2 separate regions of the Homo sapiens genome follow, and region 1 is linked to region 2. A link is a contact called in ENCODE Hi-C or POLR2A ChIA-PET data. All regions are on one chromosome and are shown on one strand. The core of a region is the stretch at or near the end of the contact, and the rest is flanking DNA. Distances in the headings are between cores, read along the strand shown. Region 1 overlaps ST6GALNAC3 (ST6 N-acetylgalactosaminide alpha-2,6-sialyltransferase 3). Region 2 holds the start of ZZZ3 (zinc finger ZZ-type containing 3).

Region 1 (4,220 bases), core at 1,685-4,184, 1.3 Mb before region 2:
TTTTTTCTGCTGTTGTTTTACAAAAAGGTGCTAGTATTGAAGCTGTCTTATCCAAGAGATCATCATTGCACTCAAGGAACTGGTCTGACTGATTTTTATTCTTCAACACATGGACCAGTTGTTTAAACAGAATTGATTTCTGATTTCTTTGGTATCCAGGGGAAACAGCAAAAATGTCTCATTCTTATTTGGATTAGTAGAACAGCGGTTCTCAAACGTGAGCTTGCATCAGAATTACAAGGGGTGCTGATTAAAACACAGATTGCTGGGCTCATTCCTGGACTTTCTGGGTTGGTATGCTTGGATTGAGGCCCAAGAGTTTGCATTTCTAACAGAATTCCAGGCAATGTTGCTGCTGGTCCTGGGATCACACTTCAAGAACTACCGTGATAAAGAATTCTAAGATATCAAGTCACATTCAATTATTTTGAACATTTGGTCCTATAATCTTTATTCTATTGGCATATTGTTGCACGAACATCTAGCACTATTTTTGTTATGATATTTTTCACGGCGAGGAGTTTTTTAACCTCCTGTGAAAGTCCTACTGCAACTCTGTCATTTTATTCTTCACTTTCTTAAGATCTTGCTCCTCTGTAATTATACCAGATGGTGCTGCTCAGTAGCTTATAAGGGAGTGATGCTTCATCATTCTAGACAGAGAGACAAATCACTCTGTTCTCTGACTTTTGAATCAAGAATCAACATTTGTGTGTATGTTCAACCTGCTATTTGCTTTGCAATTTTGCTCATTAGGTATTTATTACCCTGACAGTGTATGAGTTAGTCATTTTCCTTCTGCCGTGTAGTTCAGATTAGCACTGTTTGACAACTGCCATCATCACAGCATTACCTCCAATAATATGTAATTTCTTTTTTGCCTATGTTATCTGGGTGAGGTAGTTATCTAGGAAGTATATCTACAAACGGAAGATCACAAACAGCATTCAGTTCTCTGACTTATCATGTTAGAAATGGATAACTAGGGCCATTTCCTTGGAGTTTCTAGCCCTGCGATTGGCATTGCTGAAAAGAAAGGAATATTATGACCAAAGCCAAGCGTTCTTTTTCATTTATTGTATGCTTTTTTTATGAAGAAGGTGGTATGAGGGAAGCATACAATTTAATGAGAAGCATTGAAAAAGAACAGAAACATTTATTAAGCTCTACTGGCAAAATGGATAGGCAACCCTTTACAGAAACATGGAAACCATGCAGAGCAGAGAACTGGTTAAAATTTAGAATGTGGAAAACAGTCTTATCTGAGATATTCAACAATTGGAGCAAAAACATATTTTCTTTTTCTTTATAATCTTCACTAAAAGGAGAACTAAAGTTATTACTAGATAACTCATGCAAAGGCACTATTACAGGCATGTAATAACATTCTTCTGACGTGAATAGGTTGTTTATTCTCTCCTAAAATACTTCTCTACACAGTTTTAATATTAAACTTATGAAATTTTCTTGAACTTTTGTTGATTGGAGGGTAGTAGAGAGAGAAGGGGATATAGTTGGGAGCTTTTGGGAAGGATTGTCAATCTATCTTAATTCTTCTAGTTGATAGTAGATTTTTGACCATTAAATCTTTACTAACAAAGGTGTTAATATCCTCGTAATGAAATGAGTGTCCTACACTACATCAGCTGTATCATTGTGGAGGTACAAAAGCTCCGAAGGTAAATGCAAAACAAAGAATGGTTGCTATTCCAAGGTGACTTTTTCATGACATGTTCTATATTTCTGATATGTCTTCTAGTCTTAACCTGTGAGTTCATAGCAAACACAGTTGGTTTTATTTAGGAGTGCATTAAATTTTATTCCATTGAGCAAATTTCACTTTTGCTTCATAGTGATTGTAATTAATTTGCTCTTTATCTTCTCTTTATCTTTACTTCACTCATTACTCATCTGACAGCTCGCCATCCCATCTTAATTGGGAGAGAAGACCCTTCCAAAAGTGAACCATTGGCAGTTCTGTCATCTGGAAAGAGATACATAAAATGTGTTAAGAAACAGAAATGACTATATAACTGGTTCATCATATTTCCTTAGCAGGTGGATTCTTGGTGGGCAAAGATCATGTTCCTGGTGCTTTTGCTGCCAAGCACATTGTGGGTGTTCAATAAATATTAAATAATAAGAAGAGTTTCCTAATTAAGATGAACATTTTTCTCTATTAAGCAGATGGTGCTCAATAGGAGTAACCCATTATTTATAAGTATGACACAAGGTGCTGGCAATTGTTGAGGAAATGTGGCTCTCACTTCAGATGCTGATTATATGTTAAAGCAAACTTTTGTGACAAACAGCTTGGTCGATATTAGTTAATGTTTGTGATTAAAACTGTTACTAAAGATGGACTTGTGTATGTAGGTCTGTAATTCTGCTGTTTTGATTCTTAATATTGGCTTCACCTATTCAAGTATTTCTGGCTATTTGATGCAAGGCAAGTTTGGGCAAATCAGTGTATACCTGATTTTACCCCATAGGTTCACCATTTGATTTGAATTCTCATCCTTGTCTGATTTCTAAAGAGATTTTTGTTTTGAGTCCTTTGAGTCTCTTTGTGGTTGCTAAAGCTAGATGTGAACACCTCCGTGATATTTGCAATGCTTATATTCGTAGCTGAAATCTCAGTGGAACTAAGGAGAGTTAATTAGGCATTCCCAAAAATACACATCGTTTTATGATTTTGCAGATCACCCCGATGAAAATAACAGTTTAATTTTGTCAAGTCATGTAAATTATAGTGAGAGGGATGATGAGAGTTCTCAGCTCTTTGGAGAAGTTAATTTTGTTGTCAGCACATCCACATTTCAAAAATCACAAACTAGAGGCAGAACTTTTCAGTGCCAGTGAGATTTGGTGATCAGATACTGTTTTCATTTCTAATGTCTGCCTTCTGTATAGCGCCTATGCAAATAGGGGCTTTCAAGGATGCAAAAGTAGCAACTTCCCCTATTAGGAGCGTAACTAGCAGCTGCTGTGTTTCTCATAAAAGAGAAAACATCCTGTTTACTAACATACAACCATACGCCCTCACCCGCGTACACTCACACCAAGCTCTTTTTTTAAGGCAGAGCTTTTATTTTGGTTTGAGATAGGCAGCACAGAAATGCAGTCTTTTACAAACATTCCTTGAGCACATATCCCCTGGGTGCTAAGTAGGTGTCAGTCATTGTTCTAGATGTGGGGAATCCACTGATACTTGAAACACATTCTCTAATTTTACTGGGAACTCGTCGGAACTTCTGACATTCATTGGCAAGTTCTTTGCATCTGGTCTCACCTCCTTATTTTTAATATTTATAAACCATGTTCATCAGGATGTCAGTAGAGAAGAAATGAAAGTAGCTGAGAAACCTTGCCGAGAGAGACCAAATCTCAAAGTGAACTAAAAATGTCTTGACCACAAGGATAGAAAGTGAACTAAGATATGTTCTTGAGGCAGCAAAAATAAGTATTGTGCCAAAATCCAGGCTTTACCTCAGTGTCAGATAATCAATGGACTAGAGATTTCACTGTGTTGCCCACAGCCCTGTTAAGAAATCAAGACCATGTGCTTTGTCTATAATCCTGGAGTCAGCCCAGAAGATGAGCTCATAAATATGTTAGCTTAAGTAAAGTTTATGATAATATAGACGATGAATCATCTTCCTGTTTTGAAAAGCATATATTCTATAACTCAGGATTTCTGGAGTCCCTCCAGAAATCTACATGACTTTTGCCCCATTTTCTTTAGGTCTTGATTCAAATGTCGCCTTATAAGAGAGCCCTTTTTTGACAACACTCTCCCACCCCCAACTCTCCCTTTTCTGCTTTTCAAACTCTATTTTCCTTTATGTTACTTGTTATGGCCTGATATGTGTTTGCTATTTTCTGTCTTCCCTTATTAGACTGTAAGCACCATGAGGGCATAACTTGTTGTTTACCTCTCTGCCCCCTCAAATAGCATCTGACACACATAGGTGACACTACCCAGTTGTTGAGTGGGTAACATGAGGTTGTTTGGGATTGTTAGTTCATTATCCTAGGCCTACACAGGGTCAGCATCACCAATATCGCTGTCTTCCACCTTCACATCTTGTCTCACTGGAAGATCTTCAGAGACAACAACATGCATGGAGCTGTCATCTCCTATGATAGCAATGCCTTCTTGTGGAATACTGCCTGAAAGACCTGCCTGCAGCTGTTTTACAGATATATATATATATATC
Region 2 (4,186 bases), core at 1,331-3,830:
TTTCACAATTTCCCACTTCTAAAAATAATAATAAAACGTACTTAACAAATGTTATTTAACAGAATAGCTTTATCTAAAGTAAAGAATTCACAAGGTTTCAATTAAGTATAACCTTAAGCTGCTGACTTTTATGACAGGAAATATCTAGCAATTCTGTGAATAGACCCAGAACTATCTAAAAAAGAATAGGAGGAGAAAGTTGCCTCAAATACCGACTCGGGCTGTCCTCCAACTATTATGAGCCTGACTATTCTTGCACCATGGCTCTTGCCTCACTGTCAACCTTCTACATTCCTCTTTTCTCCCCAACTTGTCCAATTCCATTTCAGTATCAACCTCTACACTCCCAATGTCCCCTTTTCCTCTTTCCAACATCATACCTCTCAACACTCACTTCTATTCCTCAACATTTCTACTTGCACTGTTACAACAAAAAACCACATTGCCCAAAGAGTGGACAATTCTCTTATGTGACTGGTCTGATAAATATTATTACTGGTAGGTTTGGCGGGGGGAAATTACAAAAACAACACTTACAAAATGATAGCCGCTTAGCAACTTCAAGTATATATACCTTTGTTTGTACTAACTACTAATGTCTACCACTCTCCAATTGAGATCACTAAGTTGCATGGTCAAACTATCATTTTAATCACAGTGATAAACTTTTAAAACGTCTGAAAAACTCCTATATAGTTAGGTTACAGTTTAGAATATATAATATATAAAGTTAAATACATAACACACATTAAAGATAAAAATATAAAACTCAAGTGATAAAACATTAATTTATTTAAATCTTGTTTTACATGTACTTTCTTTCTGTGCAAAGCTACCAAGCACAATAAATCAACTTTACTGCAAAAATAAGTTACTTGTGATATTTTCACAAGATTATACTACCAAAAAAATCAGTACAAACAAAAAAAATCTGCGTAAGTATGCATACGTAAGTCTTGACAAACAGGCATATATCACTAAATAAAAATTTAATTTAGTTAAAAAATGTTTACTGATTGCCAATATTGTGTTGGTACCCCATTAAAACAACACTTTCTCCCCTTCATTTAAGAAACAAAAACTAAACCAAAATATGGAAATATCTGGAATGATACACAGCAACCACAAAGGCTGGTTACAGAGATTTAAGACTGAGGAATGGAACTTTGTGGTACCGTGAAACAAGCACTGTGTTACTCTATACTATATACCTCTCTGTATTATGTATAGGAAAAAAAAACACTTTTGTAGTTTTAAAAAACAAACTATGAATAAATTAACTAGTCACCTGATTCGTTTTGTAATTAACTCCCCACTCCTTATTTAGTACTGCAACTACTAAATAAAATCCAAATACTACTTAAGAATACGAAAAAACAAAGGTATACTGTAAATTCACTTCTGAGACATTAGGGAATTGGAGAGAAATATTAAATTGATTTCAAACTCATTTAAGAAAAATAAAGCTCAAACTCTGATGCCAAAATTTATGAGTTTGCTCTTTACTAAAAAGTTGACCTGAGGCCGGGCGCGGTGGCTCACGCCTGTACAGTGCTGAAATCCCAGCACTTTGAGAGGCCAAGGCAGGTGGATCACTTGAGGTCAGGAGTTTGAGACCAGCCTGGCCAACATGGTGAAACCCCGTCTCTACTAAAAACACAAAAATTAGCCGGGCGTGGTGAAGCGCGACTGTAATCCCAGCTACTCGATACTCGAGAGGCTGAGGCAGGAGAATCGCTTGAACCCGGGAGGCGGAGGTTGCAATGAGCCGAGATCGCCCCACTACACTCCAGCCTAGGCGACAAGAGCGAGACTCCGTCTCAAAAAAAAAAAAAAAAAAATCACATGAAACAGTCTGTTACCTTAAATATATAACCTAAAACAACCATCCCTAAACTTCAAAGATGGCAACCTCAGTAACACAGTAGTAATTAAAACCCTACCGATAACTGAGTTAATAGGCACGTACAAAATGATGAAAAGCAGGATTTTATTCTGACCACAGGTGTTGTCAGAGACATAATGGGCCCTCCAAATACTGCCAAAAGTTACTGAAAATACGAAGTCAGGGTGATGAGTAAATGACACCCAGAGAAAATAGATGGGAGGAGTTCTGTTTCAGGAGACTGGAGTCAGGTACTGCAGCAGAAAACGCGACACAATAGTTAACCGGTCTGGAATACTTTAGAAAATGGCAAGAAGGGAAAAACTGACAAGAACATCTTAAAGTAAGAGGAACGGTATCCAATGGAATCATCAGGTCTGCGCGAGCACGGCTCCCGGACTTCCAGTGAGTGGGACAGGGTGGAACTATCACTGCGTGGGGAGAAGGACCTGGCTGAGGGGTGCATATGCTTTTGCAGGTGGTGGAGCGCCCGCAGGGGGATGGGGAGGGCAGTGTTGCCTCAATGGGGTTACTGTATTCCCTTCAAGACTATGGGAAGCTGATGCAGCACGTATCCCGGCACCAAGAGGCACTCGCCCCGGGCCCCTCCCTAACGACTTGCCTTGTAGAAAGAGTTGCAGGTCCCAGGCCCCCGGAACCCAAGGCTCCGCCATCCAGGACAACTGCTCTGCCAACGAGGTCCCGCGAGAATCGAGAGATCTCGCGATACAAACCCACTCGCATCTCGCGAGCTTCCACTAGACCCAACATGGCGGTACAGAAAAAAATCAGTATTTCGGAACTTAAAAAGCACTTCACTAACGGAGTAGTGAACATTTAAAACACTGAGACAGTAGGAAGTCTTTCCGCTTTATACGTCTCCTCCTTTCCCCTTGTACAGAAAAGCAGAAATCTTAAAAACCTCCGATTACCACGATTATACTACATAAACAGAGCGCAGTGCGCTGCCCCAGGCAGCCTCCCTGTCACGTGGAAACATTTTCGGCGTGCCCGTCACGTGGGCCGCTACTGAGCGAGCGCGCTCCCGACGCCCTCCCAAAAGCCCTCCCCGCCCCCCCTTTCGCCCGCGCACACGTGCGCGCGCACCCCCGCCCCACGTGGGGGCTTCGCCGTCGCAGCCGTCGCAGCCGTCGCAGTCGTCGCCTCCAGCCCACCCCCTCCCGGTACTTGGCTCCAAATCCGGGTCCCAAGCCGATCGTTTCCCACCCCCATTCCCTCCCCCTTCATTCTCCCTCCCCCGTGTCTGGCCCTCACCACGTGTCCCGAGCTCTTGCTCACCTTTCACGCGGGGTCGGACGCAACGGGCCACTTGGGGAGGCGCCGCCGCCGTGGCCGCTCTCCGCCCCCGCCACGGCACTTGCTCGGGTGGCCACCGCTGCAGGAAGCTCGATAGCGGCGCCGCGGCGCTTCCAGGTGGGTCCCCGCCTCCCGCTCCTGCCACTTCCCGCAGCACCAGCGGCTCCTTCCGGTCCCCTCCTTTCTCCTCGTTGGGACTGGCGGGCGGCGGCGGCGGCGGCGACCGCTGCTGCTGCTGTTGCTGCTGCTGCAGGCGCGCTCACTACACCGCCTGCTGGTAACCGCGGCCCGTGCAGCGCCCGCGGGTCGGGCGCCGCCGAGGCCCTCCCCGGCCAGTCCCTGCCCCTGGGCGAAGTTTGGTCTTCCGAGGGCGGGTTGCAGTCCATCCCTTGCAACCGTCCAACCTGGCCCTAGCAGAGGAAAGGCGTCCTCGTAGCTCCGCCATTGGAAATCGGCTTCATCCTGCCCTTTGTGGCCTCCTGAGAGATTTGTAAACCCCACCTCCCTTAGCACTGTGGTCTCAAGCCAGGAGAACATCCATACATGTATTTATGATCGTGCTTCTGCCTCGCCTCGTTCACCTCTGGCTTGTACCACAGCACGCAGGCTCGAACCACTTCGGGCCTTTGTGCTTGCCGATTTCTCTGGCAGAACATTTCCTCCAGATTTTTTTTAACTCCTCGATGTTCGATGCATATTTCAGGTCCCTTCTCAGAGGGCTGCCCAGACCACTGTATCCAAAAAAAGTACACCTGCACCATTGCTTTAACTCTTCACCTGCTTTTATTTCTTCATAACAGTTACAACTTCCAGACCTTATTTGTCAGTATCCTCACCACCAGAAATGTAAAATTTTTAAAAGCAGGGACTTAGTAAACTGTTTTGCTCATTGCTGTATCCCCAGAATTGTGTCTGGCACAAAGCAGTGCTCAGTAATATCAAAACAGATCTACCAACTATATTGAGCATGTAGGAAAATAAAGC

What was found. Hi-C counts contacts between places; a loop is a spot of excess contacts on that map. ChIA-PET counts read pairs that join two places held with the same protein, here RNA polymerase II (POLR2A). Pooled maps may share reads with other maps.
Region 1: a map with no recorded cell type shows a loop between it and region 2 (13-fold over the local background). The contact joins the enhancer-like site here to the promoter of ZZZ3 in region 2. A Hi-C loop is called at or near these places in 1 of 37 single-sample maps with no recorded cell type and 4 of 50 pooled maps. POLR2A ChIA-PET finds 5 or more read pairs at or near these places in 1 of 52 experiments (WTC11).

The regions. Positions count from the first base shown.
Region 1 is chr1:76,422,342-76,426,561 of GRCh38, forward strand. All of the region lies in intron 3 of ST6GALNAC3 (ST6 N-acetylgalactosaminide alpha-2,6-sialyltransferase 3), which reads left to right. Among named protein-coding and RNA genes, the nearest start is that of ST6GALNAC3, 350 kb to the left of the region's middle. RefSeq lists an enhancer at 3,268-3,507. Within about 2 kb of position 2,935, at least 4 of the 41 ENCODE cell types and tissues checked have a DNase peak (open chromatin) inside an H3K27ac peak, as active enhancers do.
Region 2 is chr1:77,680,078-77,684,263 of GRCh38, forward strand. ZZZ3 (zinc finger ZZ-type containing 3) reads right to left here and starts at 2,581. Exons shown (of 15, transcript NM_015534.6): 1 at 2,508-2,581. RefSeq lists enhancers at 2,637-2,716, 3,534-4,186, 3,737-3,836 and silencers at 3,097-3,516, 3,527-3,586.